2 separate regions of the Mus musculus genome follow, and region 2 is linked to region 1. A link is a loop called in an ENCODE intact Hi-C map of the cell type or tissue named here. Cell type or tissue: gastrocnemius. All regions are shown on one strand. Region 1 holds the start of Rab4b (RAB4B, member RAS oncogene family). Region 2 holds the start of Map3k10 (mitogen-activated protein kinase kinase kinase 10).

The links. Hi-C counts contacts between places; a loop is a spot of excess contacts. Peaks named below come from ENCODE experiments on the same cell type or tissue, not always from the same donor. Only the 100,000 strongest peaks of a DNase experiment are listed, where the experiment ranks them.
Region 2: a loop joins it to region 1, with 5 times the contacts of the local background. A loop is called at or near these places in 2 of 42 quality-filtered maps.

The regions. Positions count from the first base shown.
Region 1 is chr7:27,175,908-27,183,907 of GRCm38, forward strand. It overlaps Rab4b (RAB4B, member RAS oncogene family), which reads right to left and starts at 2,976. Exons shown (of 8, transcript NM_029391.2): 1 at 2,820-2,976; 2 at 251-331. The coding sequence starts at 2,835. It overlaps Mia (melanoma inhibitory activity), which reads right to left and starts at 5,242. Exons shown (of 4, transcript NM_019394.3): 1 at 5,015-5,242; 2 at 4,793-4,926; 3 at 4,262-4,372; 4 at 3,834-3,927. The coding sequence starts at 5,138. The coding sequence ends at 3,904. Mir3101 (microRNA 3101) reads right to left here and starts at 186; the gene lies at 99-186. In gastrocnemius, a CTCF peak has its summit at 3,169; DNase peaks (open chromatin) are centred at 2,787, 3,086, 4,342, 5,253 and 1 more place; H3K4me3 peaks cover 2,331 bases; H3K27ac peaks cover 3,433 bases.
Region 2 is chr7:27,668,978-27,676,977 of GRCm38, forward strand. Map3k10 (mitogen-activated protein kinase kinase kinase 10) reads right to left here and starts at 5,604. Exons shown (of 10, transcript NM_001290528.1): 1 at 4,366-5,604. The coding sequence starts at 5,047. It also overlaps a transcript of Zfp607b not described here. In gastrocnemius, no CTCF peak of the experiment used is centred here; DNase peaks (open chromatin) are centred at 4,319, 4,691, 5,008, 5,651 and 1 more place; H3K4me3 peaks cover 2,910 bases; H3K27ac peaks cover 1,721 bases.

The sequences.
Region 1 (8,000 bases):
GAAACGGGGTGGGGGGGCAGTGCAGGGGCTCCTGGAATCCCCCCCATCCTGCAGACCTCTTCCTCCTTTTCTGTACCCCAATTCTCACTGCTGGGTTGGCAGAGAACTTAGCAAAGACCATCCACCAAAGCTAGAGGCAAGCCTATAGTACTAGCTTTAGTCAATGGTACCTGCTACCTACCCCACCTGCTGCCCCACTGACCCACACCATGACCACATCCGCAGTTCCAGGGTCCTGCCAGAAACTCACACTTATTCTCAATAAACTGGTGGAGAAGACATGATTTGCCAGTTCCAGCACTGCCAATCACCAGGAATTTGAAGAGGAAGTCTGAGCAGATGGTGCCGAAGATATCCAGAGGGAGAGAAAGACAAAGGGAATAAGAGAAGAAACAGAAAGTCAGAAGGAAAAGTATACACAAAAGTATAAATACAAAAAAGTATACTTTTGGGCTGGTGAGATGGCTCAGCAAGTAAGAGCACTAACTGTTCTTCCAGAGGTCCTGAGTTCAAATCCCAGCAACCACATGGTGGCTCACAACCATCTGTAATGAGATCTGATGCCCTCTTCTGGTGTGTCTGAAGACAGCTAGAGTGTACTTATGTATAATAATAAAAAAGTATACTTTTACACAAAAGTATAAATACAGCATGCATTTAAAAAAAGAAAAGAAAGAAAGAAAAGAAAACAGGAAAACTTAAAAAAAGAAAAAAATCCAGAAGTCTGCAGGGCTGTTGATAGAACTTGGGAAATCCTGCATGCTAGCCAACCTAGCCCAAGATGATTTTTTTTTTTTTTTTTTTTTTTTTTTTGAGACAGGGTTTCTCTGTATAGCCCTGGCTGTCCTGGAACTCACTTTGTAGACTAGGCTGGCCTGAAACTCAAAGATTCCCCTGCCTCTTCTGCCCTCCTGGGCGCTGGGATTAAAGGTGTGCACCACTACTGGGCTCAAGAGGACTCTTTTTTCTTTTTTCATTATTATTACTGATATTCGAAACAAAGCTTCACTATGTATTCCAGACTAACCTCGCTGTCCTCAAACTCCAAGCACTCCTCCTACCTCAGCCTCTAAAAGACTGTGCTGCCATCCTCTACTTTCTTCCTTCCTTCCTGTCTGTCTGTCTGTCTGTCTGTCTTTTTCCTACTCAGGGACTCACTATCTGGTCTTGAACTGCAATCCTGCTGCCCCAGCCTACCCACTGCTGTCTGTCTGTCTGTCTGTCTTTTTCCTACTCAGGGACTCACTATCTGGTCTTGAACTGCAATCCTGCTGCCCCAGCCTACCCACTGCTGGAAGTGCCAGCACACTGCACTTTTCTTTCTTTCTCTTTTTCTTATTTTAAGAGTATTACTTTGGCCAGGCAGTGGTGGCGCACGCCTTTAATCCCAGCACTTGGGAGGCAGAGGCAGGTGGATTTCTGAGTTCGAGGTCAGCCTGGTCTACAGAGTGAATTCCAAGACAGCCAGGACTGCACAGAGAAACCCTGTCTTAAAAAAAAAAAGAAAGAAAGAAAGAAAGAAAAGAAAAAGAGTATTACTCTGTAGTCCAGGCTGACCTCTAACTTGAAGCAGTCTTCCTGCCTCGGTTTCCCAAATGAGAGGGTTATAGCACACAAAATTATTTTTATATAGTGTTTACCATATACATGCCCATCACAGTCCTAAAGACTCATTTAATCATAAATAAAGCTCTAAAGATAAAATTATACAGCTCAAGAGATGGCTCAGCAGTTGAGAGCAATGACTGCTCTTCCAGAGGTCCTGAATTCAATTCCCAGCAACCTCATGGTGGCTTACAACCATCTATAATGGGATCCAATGCCCTCTTCTGGTGGCTCTGAATACGGCTACAATGTACTCATATACATTAAATAAATATTTAAAAAGGAAAGAAGGAAGTATACTAAGGACTTCTACTTTCCAGACTAGGAAAATGAGGCCAGAGAGGTTAACTGACGAAAGCAAGACTACACAGCTAGGCACAGCTAAGCTACAAACCCAAACTAAAGGTCTCCACAATGCAAGACCTTACCTGATGCATTTCAAAAGCCATTTCAACAAGAATTAAATCTGACCTCCATTCCTCTTCACTTCACCTCCTACCCCCTCTCACTCATTCACTCTGTCAAGGCCTCTGACGTTGGGCCTATGTCCTAAACTGGTTACCTCCTCTGGTAAGTGTGCACCAGATTCTGTGGCTTTTCTATGAGTGTTCAATGAATGGAGCTGTCTCTGATTGTCGTCAGAGATTTCTACTGCCTTCCAACCTACCTCTACCCACCTGACACTGTACATCCATACTGATTGCCTAACTCTGAACCTTGTCTCCCCATCCTCTGTCCAGAACCCCTGGCCTCTATCCTTAAACTTATGCCGCATTTCTTGACGCTAAGTTTCAAATCTATAACTCAAGAACATCACTCCAGCCCTCTCAAACCAGATCAGCCCACAGAGTGTGCAGGGTGCACAGCATCTGTGAGGCTCTCTCTGTAGTCCATAAAACCTGACCCTTGCTGGTCACCGTCAGCCCCGCCCTATCCACTCATGCTCCGCCCAGGAAGGCTTGCTTCCCTCTTCAAGGCCTACCCCCTACCCTAATCTACCAAGACTAGGTCCCTTAAATCCCGCCCTAGATCTTTTTAACCCGTACAGCGGCCTCTTCAAGCTCCACCCAAATCGATTAGCTCAGCCCCAGACCCACTTAGCCCTGCCCCGTATCCGGGCAGACCCCGCCCACCTGACCAGAAAGCCCCGCCCCACTTCCACATCCACATCCACTACGGGCCCAGCCCCCCCTGCTTCGGCCCATCAGCCTCACCGTAGGTCTCGGCCATGGCTCAGTGGCGACCGCTGAGGGCCGCAATATGGCGCCGCAGCCGCGCCTGTTCCTCGGCTGGCAGCCGCTCCACTCGGGCTGCAGCCTCAGCTCCTTTCCACTTCTGGACCCGGCGCCGCCACTTCCGCCTTCACCGCCCCCCCCCCTCCCGCGCGAGCCTCCGGAGCTGCGGATACCAGGCCACGCTCGCCCAACGCAGTGATTGGTGGATTCAGGAGGCAGTGGGCGGGATAAGCGGCGCGGATTGGTGGCATGAGAGGGGCCGAGTCAAAAGGGGCGTGACATAGAAGAGCGATTGGTGGAGCAAGTGGGAGAGGGCGGAGGCAGAGATGCTGCCCTAGCGGTGGAACGGATTTGGTCAAATATCGGGGAGCAGAGACTAGACTCCGTATTGGTTATACGTAGGCACGGGGCGGGGACAAGAATGCCAAGAAGGAGCAAGGGCAGGATGGACAGAGTTGGAAGAATGGATCTCAGGCTGCTGAGTGTAATTTCTAACCCCATAGACCGGAAAGAGGAAAGCTGAGGACACGCGCACATTTATCCCTATCTACAAGAAAAACCTCTGTTGGTCGGGCTCTGGGGTCGCGCATGCTTTCAACCCCAGTACTCAGGAAGCAGAGGCAGATGTATCGCTGAGTTCAAGGCCAACCTGGTCTACATAGTGAGTTTCAGAACAGTCAGGGCCTACATAGAGAAACCCTCAAAACAAAGACAAAACAAAAAAACTGTACGTTCTATGCGCTTCTCGGGATCTATTGGCTCATACCAATGATTCAACTCCCTTTAAAAGAGAGGAAAGCGTACATATATTGTACTGTTTACCCCCTTGCTTGGGGGTCCCAAACCTTACCTTGGAGCAAAGGGCTTGCAAAGTGAAATTCTGCCTAGTAGCCACTGACGTTACAACATTCAGGGCATTAATTGGCTATATTCAGAAACCCGTGAAACATTCTTTGCACATACCCACCCAACCCCAAAAACCAAAGAGACAAATAGTTTGCCATTGGCTGCTGTATTTGCATAGAGCCGGAAGGGTAACTGCAGGGATAGCGGTAGGCTGAGCTCACTGGCAGTAGAAATCCCATTGCTGAAAAAGAGTAGATAGAAAACCAACCAGTGATGACATTGCAATGCGCCTAGTGGTTCTAACAAAGTTATAGCTGCAAGGACTAGGTTTGATCACCCAGAAATGAACACATTAGCTTCCAGTACTGCACCCTCTGCCATTTCCCAATTAGAGATCACTCAGCACTGGGCAGGGCCTGTAAACTCAGCAGCCCTCAGGAGGCTGAAACTGGAGGCTAGTGATTTTGAGGCCAGCTTGGGTACATACCAACAACAAAAATAATTACTTCTCATAAACAGGTAAGCAAATAAAGGAACTATCATCCTACTCCCACCTCCACCCCCAAGACACTCACATCGGTCTTCATATCAATTTTGCCAGGTTTCAGAGTCAGGTCCTCCCGGACAATGCTACTGGGGAAATAGCCCAGGCGGGCTGCCAGGTCTCCATAGTAACCTCCCTGAACCTGGAGAAGAAGTTAAAAGTCCATCTGGGGAAACGGCACTTATGCTTGCTGAACGCCTGTGTACAATCTTCCCTCTTACTTGAATCTCAGCTTAAATGCCATTTGCTCATGGATAGAATGTTGCCACTACAACTAATCCTCACAATGTCATGTTTGCTGCCACTTTTGATGGCTTGCTGGTTGCCTGCCTCTACCCCTTTGTTCACTGTTGTATCCCGGGTATGAAAAAGAGCTTTGGCGCTAAGCTTCTCTGTAATTTCTAAAGAAAAAAAAAAAAAATGCAATAAGTAATAAAATGTCCTTCCTTCCCCCAAATCTCGTTTTCCCCTCCCCCCAAATCTTCCCTTCATATGGAAAACAAGGCTTTACAAACCCAAACAAACCCCACACCCTTCCCATTATCACTCTCTGAAGACTCACACTGCCTCCCCAGAAAAGGCGCCCACGGCCCTTCAACTTGGAGAAGACATACACCACTTGGCCCCTATATATAGTCAAGAAGCGGCAATCAGGGGCCACGTAGTCCTGGAGGGCCACAGCCATGGAGATAGGATCTGGGGAGGGAGAAGGAAATGACAGCAACTGCAAAACAGACTAGCAGTCCAAGCCTTCAGCCCCCTTCCCTTGTTCCCTGACTCTTACGGCTGCATTCCTCGTCCGCACACAGCTTCCAGTCAGCCAGCTTGGGCATAGCTCGATCAGCCCTGCTAGGCCCTGAAAAAACAGACAAGACGACGATGCCAAGGAGCACTGGGGACCACACCATCATGGACTGAGAATGACCAAGTGAAGAACGAGGTCTCTGGGCTCCTCCTGCCCTCCTTCCAGGCTGAATATCAAGGAAACCTGTGTTCTCGATCCTGTCTCCGCCCCAAACCAAATTTCACCCTCACCCACTCCCCAAGGTTGTTCTCCAGCCAGTACCATTTTAGAGAGAGGGTAAGGGCTATGGGCCAAAGAAAATGCCTACTCGAGCCCAAAGCAATTCAGGCAATTCCAAGTAGCGATCACCCCCTGGATAACTAGAGACGCAGATAGGCAGGCTGGACTATCTGATTCCACCTTCAAGTCGTTTTAGGTACCTGGACCCTCCAGAGACCAAGCTAGAGGAGCCAGTATAGAAAACCACCCTGGAATTTCCTGTGCTGAGGTCTGAGAACAAGGCAGTTCTTTGATTAGCAGCCACAGCCAGGGTTCCCAGGTACTGAGCAAACACTCAACGTCTGGCCTCAGGCTAGGCACTGTCCCACCTGGCTCACTGTGCACATTCACAGGCTACTTCCTCACTAGAAGCTAAGCTATTCTAGCTTATGAGCTTCAACCCACTCATCTATAAAGAAAGCAATGAAAGCAAACAACTGCTGCATGTATGTCTGAGTACTGCATGTGTGCCTGGTATTTTTAAAGGCCAGAAGAGGGTCTTGAGTCTTCTGGAACTGGAGCTACAGAGCTAGGTGCTAGGAATCAAACCTGGGTCATCTGGAAGACCCACTCGTGCTCTGCTCTTAACCGCTGAGCCATCTTTCCAGCCCACTCTTTTTTCTTGAGACACCGATCTACTACTGCACAGCCCTGGCTGGCCTGGAACTCCCTATAAAGACCAGACTGGCCTCAAACTCTTAAGAGATCAACCTGCCTCTGCCTTTCCAAACGTGGGTAAGGCATGCACCAGCAAATCATATGCATGTGTGTGTATGTACACCCACACAAAATATATATGTGTATATACTATATATATGTATGTATGTATATATACACATACATATATATGCATGTGTAAAAATCATATATGTATATATCAGGGATGGTCTGAATTGCCTCAGGAGTAGCCCTGACAAGCCCAGTTCACAAAGAAATTGAGCTAAAGAATGTATGTCTATGGTAACTGAACCAGGAAGGGGAAAAAAAGATTTATTTCAGGGTTTCTTAGTATCACTGTTATCTGACCTGACATGCCTCTTAGAAGGAGCAGTCCATGAACAGACGTGCAAGGAACAGAGGCCCAAAGAGCATGTTTAGTGACCTCACAAGGATGCAATCAACAGACTGAGGCTGAAACTATAGCTTAATGGTTATAGTTTGAATAAGGTGGTCCCAATAGGCTAGTATATGTGAATGTTTGGTTCCCAGTAGGTGGAACTGTTTAGGAAGGTTGGCAGATGACCTTGTTGGTAGAGTTCTGTCACTGGGTGTGAGCTTTTAAGTTTCAAAAGCTCAAGCCATGGGGGAGGGGAGAGGGGATTTTCAGAGGGGAAACTAGGAAAGGGGATAATATTTAAAATGTAAATAAAGAAAATATCTAATAAAAAATTTTTTAATGAAAAAAAAAGTCCAAGCCAGACCCCCCACCACACCCCCACACATTTCCTCTCCTTTTCACTGCCTCATCTTGCCAGGTTTAAGCTCTCAGCTATTGCTTTGGCATCATGCCTGCCTGCTGCCATGCTGTCATAATCACCACGAACTGATTCTCTTCAACTATAAGCAAGACCTCTAGTAAATGCTCTGCCTTTAATTTACTTTAGTTCTGGTGTCTCTTCATAGCAACAGGACAGGAACATAGTGGTTGAATGCCTGATAATCTTGGGTTCAATTCCCAAGCCAAAAAATAATGTATGATAATTTATAACTAAAATATATGTCAGGGGCCCAGGACTGAGCTTGTCTAGTATGTACAAAGCCCTGGGTTCAATGCCCAGAACCACAAAAACTAAAACAGTAAGACCACTGTAAAATAAGTGTAGGAGGTGATTTCCTTGAGAAGTTTTAGACACAAGTTGGTAAATAAATGAAGCTGGTAGCAGAGACCATGAGGTAGCATGTTGTTCTCATGTTTTGAATTTCCCAATTTAGAATACATCAAAGTGTTTCTTTGGGCAGTAGATATTTTACTGTAAATACTAGTTTCAAATCTTGGCACTGTGAAGATTCAAGGCATGAAAATCTGAAGGCCTCTGGGAGACAACTAACTAATACATAGGGGACTAAATGTAGCTCTATTGGTAGACTCCTTGGCCTGGCATCCGCCGGGCCCTGGGGTCCACCCACCGCACTAAATGACCTGGGTGAGGCAGTGTACCACTTACAATCCCAGGATTATTGATGTAGAGCTAAGAGGACAGAAGTTCACAATCACCCTCAGTTACAGTGACTTCAAATTCACATGCTTGTCTCAAAAAAACAAAAATATAACCCTCAGGGGCTGCAGTGGTTAATACTTGCTGCTCTTGCAGAGGACCCAAATTAAGTTCCTAACACCAATATGGTGGGGGCTCACAACCATCTGCAACACCAGTCACGGGGGATCTGATGCTCTTCTGACCTCTGAGGTTACACATGGTACATAAACATACTCGAAGGCAAAATACTCACACACATAAAATAAATCTAAAATTAAAAAGTAAGCTTCCAATATAGGGAACTAACTGCATGGTCAGTACTGCCAGCGATTTGGAGATACACAGGATACCTCATCTGCATAAGCCATGTGCAAAGCTGAAAATTCAGGCCTTCCTAGACAAAAGAAACAGGCAGGTACTCACGAGCCGGGCGTGGTGGTGAACGCTGCCTTTAATCCCAGCACTCGGGAGGCAGAGGCAGGTGGATTTCTGAGTTCGAGGCCAGCCTG
Region 2 (8,000 bases), 490 kb after region 1:
ACCAGCACTCACACATACACATATTCATGCGTGTGTGAGCACGCACACGCACACGCACACACACACACATATAATTAAAAATAACTCTTGGGGCTGGAGGCACAGCTCAGTGGTTAAGAGCATGCACTGCTCCTGCAGAGGACCTACACAGCCACCTGAAACTCCAGCTTCAAAGGATCCAACACCTTCTGGCCTCTGCAGGTACCCACATATAGACAGGGTTTAAAACAAATAAACACATGTGCACACGCATGCACACACACACACACACACACACACACACACACACACACACCCTTTTAAAGGAAAAGGTGGACACAGTTGGGCATGGTAGCACACGCCTATACTCCCAGAACTTGAGAGTCTCAGGCAGGTGAGTAGTATATTGGAGGCCAACCTGGGCAAGACTTTGTCTCTAAAAACAACAACAACAACAACAACAAAAAAACACCCCAAAACAAAACAAAACAAAAAAACATGACAGGCCAATTCAAAGCATAGCCTGCAAGAAGCCTCTGGCACTATCTTGGCCTCTAGACCTTCTGCCACCACCATGATAATGTGCTTTAACTAGCCTGCTGATCCAAAGGAGGTGAGAGACACTTGGGAGTTGATCCCCCTTACCCAAGCCCTGCTAAATCATTTTGTTCCCATCTATAAGAGCACAGACAGTAACAAGTAGCTGTTTTCACACACTGAGTTTTGGGGAAGGTTTGTATGCAGCATCACTGTTATCAAGACTGACTGAGCCGGATGGTGGTGGCGCACGCCTTTAATCTCAGCACTTGGGAGGCAGGGGCAGGCGGATTTCTGAGTTCAAGGCTACCCTGGTCTACAGAGTGAGTTCCAGGACAGCCAGGGCTAGAGAGACCCTGTCTCGAAAAAAACAAACAAAAACAAAAAAACCAACCAAACAAAAAAAGGCTGACTGATACAACTAAGCATACAGAGTAGCTCTAGCTGACCAGAGGCAGTACGCCATCTAACAGTGATGACAGCTATGATTAGTGTCCACACTGAGGTTAAATTAGCAAACTAATTCTTAAGAGAAGTTACTTGATCAAAAGCATATGGCTATCTAGATAACCAGCTTTCCATCTCTGTCCAATGTCTCAATGCTGAGATAGTTTATGCTTTGCATGTTTGTGCCATGTTTGAGTGATGGGCATTGAACCCAAGGCCTTATGCATGTGAGGGAAGCACTTTAAGACTATGTCACAGCCTCAGCTTGATGTGTGTGTATGTGTGTGTGTGTATTAATGCACACATCTGCCTGTATGTTTACATGTCCAACATGTGCATGCCTGGTGTCTGAAGAGACTTCAAGTATAGAATCCCCTGGAACTGGAGTCACAGATGTTTGTGAGGTACCTTGTGGGTGGTAGGAACTGAAGTCATGTTAGCAATGTTCTCTGCAAGAGTAGCCAGTGCTCTTAACCACCAAGCTCTCTCCAGCCTCCAGGCCCGGGCTTTGCTGTTTTGAGAGATTCTCACACTGTAGTCCAGTCTGACCTCAAATCTGCAGCCATCTCCACCGTGCAGCCTCCAAACACTGCGATTCTATGCCGGTCTCCATGTTCTACCAGGTCTCCTACTTCTCCACAGAGGCATACTCTTCCCACCTCACAACTGCCCTGCTCTCCCTAGCTCTCTTTGTAAGGCTGATTCCTTTATGTTCAGTTTTTGCGCCCCAGATATTGCCTTTCTTGACCATCAAATATAATGAATTCACCACAGTTCCCTCAGAGTCTCTGTAACTCTCTGCAAACTGATACTCATCTTCCTTTCCCCTCTCTTCCCATCTTTCCTCTAGCTATGGACCCTGTCTATATGTATCTATCATCCCCTTATCTATAGGTAGCTTGATTGATCAATCATCTATTCTTATTTACTACATATAGATTACGTATTAGTGAGGGGTAGGGTTCTCTTCCTGCTCTTCTTTTTCTTCTTTTGAGATAGTCTCATTAGACAGCCCTGGCTGTCCTGAAACTCACTCTAGCTCAGGCTAGCCTTCATCTCACAGAGACCTGCTTGCCTCTGCCTCCTGAGTGCAGGGATTAAAGCCTTACAATACCACGCCTGTCTCTTCTCCTTTAAAAAAATGTTTATCTGTTTTCTGTGTATGCATTCCTGTATGAGTTGTTCTAGACATGTCCCAGGAATTAAACTGAAGTTGCCAGACTTGGCAGCAAATACCTTTGCCCAGCTAGCCATCAGACTGTCCCCTGACTTATTTATTTATTTAGATAGCATCTTACACTGTCATCCAGATTAGCCTGGAACTCATTATGTAGCTCAGGCTGGTCTCAAACTTATGGCAGTCCTCTTGCCTCAGCCTCCTAACACTGGGATTAGAGGCATGCCACTACACCCAGCTGTCCCTAGTCTCTTCCATGATCCTAGAGCCATGGATGAAACATAGATGCTTAAGAATGACTAAACTAAGTCAGTCATGGTAGTACCTCCATTACGTGGGAGGCTGAGGTAGCAGGTTGGTAAAACCAAAGCTAACCAAACACCAAAACTAAAACAAACCAGGTGTCAGGATGGCTGAGCAGGTAAAGGCACTTGTAACCTGATGATCTGAGCCCCATCCCAGAGCCCTCATGGTGGAGAAGAGACGCGACTCCTGGCAGCTGTCCTCTGATTTCCACACATGCATGGTGATGTCTATTTCTAACCCCAGTAGTAAATAATTTAAAAAAAAGGATTACTGAAGCAAAGGACAAATGGCATCAGACGGGGAACTTCTGGAGGAAGGGTGTAGGGAACTGTTGTGGGACCTGTGTCCATTACTGCCCCAGGGGAAGCCTGGGCCTTCAGAGCCCAGCCACCTTGTCCAGGTTGTGTTAAGAGATGCTCTATGGATCCTCTGGGTGGGGAAGGGCTTAGGATCCCCTCATGCCAGTGGCCCTGCCTCTACTCACCCAGCAGTTTAGAAACACTAGAATGTGGGCATCCATACAGGCAGGGCCCACCTGCATCTGTTTTGTTGAGTCTCCCAGACTGGGCAGAGGCCACAGAAGGTCATCAGCACTTGGTCACTCTCTGTGTGGAATGTATGAATGCCAGGCTGAGGAGATGAAAACCACTCAGTCCCTCTCTTCTAGGGGCTAAAGTTGCAGTTAGTAACAAGCTTATACAAAACAGCAGAGTGGAATCAAGCAAACATAAACCAACAGCTAAGAAGGGACTGCTGAGGGGTAAGTACTGAAGGCGAAGGGAGGGGTCTCACATTCCTGGGTTAAGAATGACCCACTTGAGGGCAGGGAAGTGCAGGCCTCATTTGCTGTGGAGCCCCCTGCACATGCTCTGGCCTTGTGAATACCAAATGCAAGGCTGAGGCCATCAATTTAAAAGACAAAAATGAAAGATATGAAATGAGGCTCAGCAAGGATGGGAGAGCCCAAGGAGGCAAAGTCTTCCCAGTTGTATACCTAGGAGTATCTAGCACATGCCAGAATGATCTAGAAAGAAAGAAAGAAAGAAAGAAAGAAAGAAAGAAAGAAAGAAAGAAATGTCTCATCGATGAGGACTCTCAGGGAAAGAAACCATGGTGTCTTGTTGCTTGGAGATGGCCTAACTTAATAGCGGGCCCACTAATATTTGTTGATGCCCTGAGATACTTTTGGTCTAGATATGATCGATTTCTAGGGACCCTTCCCATCTGCTTGGCCCATTGCTGACTCAACCAACCAGTCAGCCAGCTTTGTAGAACCTGTGCCGGGCAAAGCAGCCTGGAAGTGTTTTCTATCAGCCACTCTCTTCCCAACGCCTTCATCTGCTCCACTCTGCTGGAGAGCCAGCAGCATCTAGAGAACAGTTTTGATTTGCCCCATCCCACCCCTATCCCAAGGCACACAAGGAAGTGTTTGGAGACATTTCTGGTTTTGATAGTTGGGAGCAGGGTTGCAGAGTACTAATGACCTCTTGTGCATAGAGCCCTAAGGCCACCAAACAACATAAAGTGCACAGAACAATCGCTCTGCCAATGACAAGACCACAAAGGTTAACCTTTGTGACAGGCTTGGGAAGCCCTGGCTTCAACTAAGCCAGCTCTGTCCATCTCTGCCTGGTAGACTCCAATGCCACGATCAGGTTGTGGGCATCATGAGGACAGACTCTGCAAGTGGCAATGAACACAGGGACTGTCATAGTGCCATGGATACACCATCATTGACCTACTGAATGAAAGAGACCTTTCTGAGCTTCCCTTTTCTTATTAATACAACCAAAGTCCCCCTTCACCTGGCCCTGCTTGCCCCATGCAGTGCCATCTGCTGTCCATTGCCCTTTCCAACGATCTGGGCTTGGCCTCATAAGATTCAGCGGAAGAGTTTTGGGAGAGAGGATACCACTTACTGTTGATGGACTTGAGGTCCCGGTGAATGATGGGCACAGGGGCATCATTGTGTAGATAGTTCATGCCCCGAGCCACCTGCACAGCCCAGTTGACCAGCACATGAGGGGGGACCCGGCGACCTGCCAGTACCCTGCTCAATGCACCTCCCCGAGCATATTCCATCACCAGGCAGAGGTTTGGGGGGCTGAGGCAGGCGCCCCTCAGGGCAATGATGTTGGGGTGCTGCAGGGCTCCAAAGAGCCGGGCCTCCTGGCGGACCTGCTCCGCTGTCACTGCCGGGTCCCGTTCAGGGTCCAGCCGAGCGGCCTTGACCGCTACTTCCTCTCCACGCCATACGGCGCGATAGACTTTGCCAAAGCCCCCGACACCGATGATCTCCTCCAGCTGCAGCTCGTGGAAGGGGATCTCCTGTGGCAGCTGGAGGTCTGAGGGTGCGGCGGGTGCAGCGGGGGCCACGTAGTTGCTGGGGAAGACGCCCACACGGCCGCTGGGCAGCTGCCCTGTCCACCAGCCCTCATCTCCAGACACCGCACAGTCCTGGGAAAGCACCTGGACGCGGTCGCCTCTCCGCAGGGTCAGCTCCTCGTCGCCCACCGCCTCGTAGTCGAACACGGCGGTCCACACTGGCCCCGCGGGGGTCGCGCCCCACTCTCTGGCCGCCGCCCCCTCCTCCTCCTCCATGGGGGAGGGGCCGGGGGCTGCGGGAGGCCGCTTCACGCAGGCTGCCCGCGGAATGCTGAGCGCGGGGCCGGGAGGCCGGGATGGGAGACAGTCCCTGCGGACCCCGGGGGGCTCCTGGGGACCATAGCTGGGGGAGGGGCCTCCGCTGGAGCGAAGGAATTAAAAAGAAAAAAAACCCCAAAAACCTAAAAAACACCTTTTTCAAACGATAGGACCGATCCCTCGGATTTGGCTGTGCAGGAGAGGCGTTAGGTTCACCTGTCCCCAACGATGTCAGGGCGCAGGGAGGGCCGGGTCGAGCGGGGCCCGCCGGCGGAGGCCGAGGCCGAGGGCAGCAAGCGGCCGCCCCTCCCCGCGCCTCTCACCCCGCGCAGCTCCACCGGCGGCCCCCGGCTCCGCATCCTCAGCCACGACCGCAGGGCCGGGCAGGGATGGCGGCGCCCCGGGGGCGGCCGCCCCGGGATGGGGTGGCGCGCCCCTCGGCCTCCTCACGCGAGGAACGCGTGGGCGGCCCCCATCCTCCTCAGCCGGCTCCTGGTCGGCCCCCTAAGTCCCTCTCCCCGCCGGGGCTCTTGGCGGTGTCCAGTGACGTGTTTATGCTGCCGCCGCGATGCCGCCTGGGAGTTGTAGTCCCAAGCTGCGAGGCCTTGGGTTCGTCCCAGGCTACATGAGCCCTGGTCCTTAGGCCCTATCTCCTATCAGGGCGAATGAACCAACGCTTTCTACAAGCCCTGCAGGAGACCCGTTCATGTTGGAGTTCACGGTAACTGACTCATTTAGCCAAGGGAAACATAGGAGCTGAATGAATGGAGATTACGGACCGATACTCCTAAAGCGGTTCGGACAAGGTTCGCAGGATAGTCTCTAGGGTCCCTGGCTGGAAGTGCATGCTGGGAAATGTAGTTCGTTCGTGGACCATTGCGCTCCTTGAACCACCTGCTTCAGAGAGCAATGGGTGACTGGAGCAAGTTAACGCACAGACTTGTGCTGCCTCTTTGGGCAGGAGCAGGCTGGAGGGCGAAGTGTACTGTCTCGAAGATTTCATAGCCAGATTTGCTTGCCTCACCAGCTATGGGATCACTGGCATCTGCAGTAAGAACTTGTCTATACTCTTCTGCCTCCTATAATGAGCTTCAGTTTGGAGAGAGGGGGCTGAAAGGAGGGGTTTCCGGGGGTGGGGGCTTTGCTCAGATGATGTCATTAAATCTTCACGAAGAGCCTCATTTACAGGTGACTCAGAGAAACAAACTCACTTTGTTCAAGATTGCTAAATTATAAATGGCAAAGCAAGAGTCAAGGGCAGTTTAAAAGAAATTGAAAAATTGAAAAACAAACACTGTCAGTGATCGTATTTTTAAATTGTGTGTGTGTGTGTGTGCGCGCGCGCGTGCGTGCGTGCACGCACCCAAAGAGGGCGTTGGATCTCCTGGAAACTTCAGTCACAGGCGGTTGTGAGCCACCCCATGTGGGTGCTGGGGACCCAAATTCAGGTTCTCCGCAAAAGCAGCATATGCCCTTTAGAGCTGACCCATCTTTGCCCCCTACGGTAACTAAGATTCTGGTTGAGTTTATTTGTGGGACAGGCAAAGAACTGACTGAGAGGGACAAAGGTGTGCGTGTGTGGAGCTTTATTGAGGCAAGCTGACAATCGCTGAGTTGGGAGTCGTTACAAGGGCTCTGTGTTTAGCATTTTATAAGACTTATGGGTCCTCTCATCTTAACATTTTGCCTAGGCATTTGTCCTTCTAACCTTTCTCTAAGGAAGGAAACAACCCTGGCAGGAAGGCCGTTTCTCTACCTGCCTATATATTTTTCTAACTTATCCTCAGCACCATGTTTTTAGAATGCTGCCTTTCTATGTATAGAATGCAGAAGGTGAGTCCTGTATAACGTCAGTGGCTTGTCCAAGAACTATAAACGTCAGGGGGTAGAATCCTGGGTCTTTCCAGTTTGGTGATCCTAAATGGCTTGAGACTCTGGATAGAGGAAGGAAGAGAAGAATTTTAAGAACTCTCATAGCCAGATTCTGAGACACTGATGCTAAAAGATCACAGGAAGTGATACTACTCCTGTAGCTGACTAACAAGTCTCCTGTTGTCTGCTTAGGGAAACTAGGGGTCTATCGAGAATGCTTGTTGGCTGGTGAGATGGCCAAGCTGGAGTTTGAGCCCAGAACCCACGTTGTGGAAAGAGAGAACTGACCCCTGCAACTTGTCTTCTTAGCTTCTCCATGTGCAGCTTGGTTGGCATTGAATGCCTGTGTGTGTGTGTGTGTGTGTGTGTGCGCGCGCGCGCGTGTGTGCGCGTGTGCACTCGCACACACTCACAGAGGTGGGCAGGGGGAGGAGAGGGTAAGAGGGGGGTGAGAGGGAGAGAGAGAGAGGCCAGAGGTGAGCCCTAGCTATCCTGGAAATTGCTATGTAGACCAGGCTGACCTCAAACTCAAGAGACCTGCCTATTTCTGCCTTCTGCTGAGATTAAAGGTTCAGATACCATGGTCGGCTACAAATCTTTTATTACTAAGACTTTCCCTCTTAACTGTGAGGTGCTAGTCCATGATGCTTTAAGATATTAGCTTCTTACTGATGCTGGGAAGTGGTGACGTATGCCTTTAATCCCAGCACTTGGGAGGCAGAGGCAGGCGGATTTCTGAGACTGAGGCCAGCCTGGTCTACAAAGTGAGTGCCAGGACAGCCAGGGCTATACAGAGAAACTCTGTCTAGAAAAAACAAACAAACAAAAAACAAAAACAAAAAAATCCAAAACAAACAAACAAACTACTGAAAATTGCACAACACCCCGCATGCTTGGGTTAGGCTGACACTGTTAGTCTGTTTATTAACATCTTAGGGGTGATTCAGTGTCAATTAAGCGTGTGGTTGGAACAGGGTGTCTCCAAACAGGGATCTAGCCTTGAGTGAGGAAAGAAACCTTGCTTGGCTTTAGATCTTAG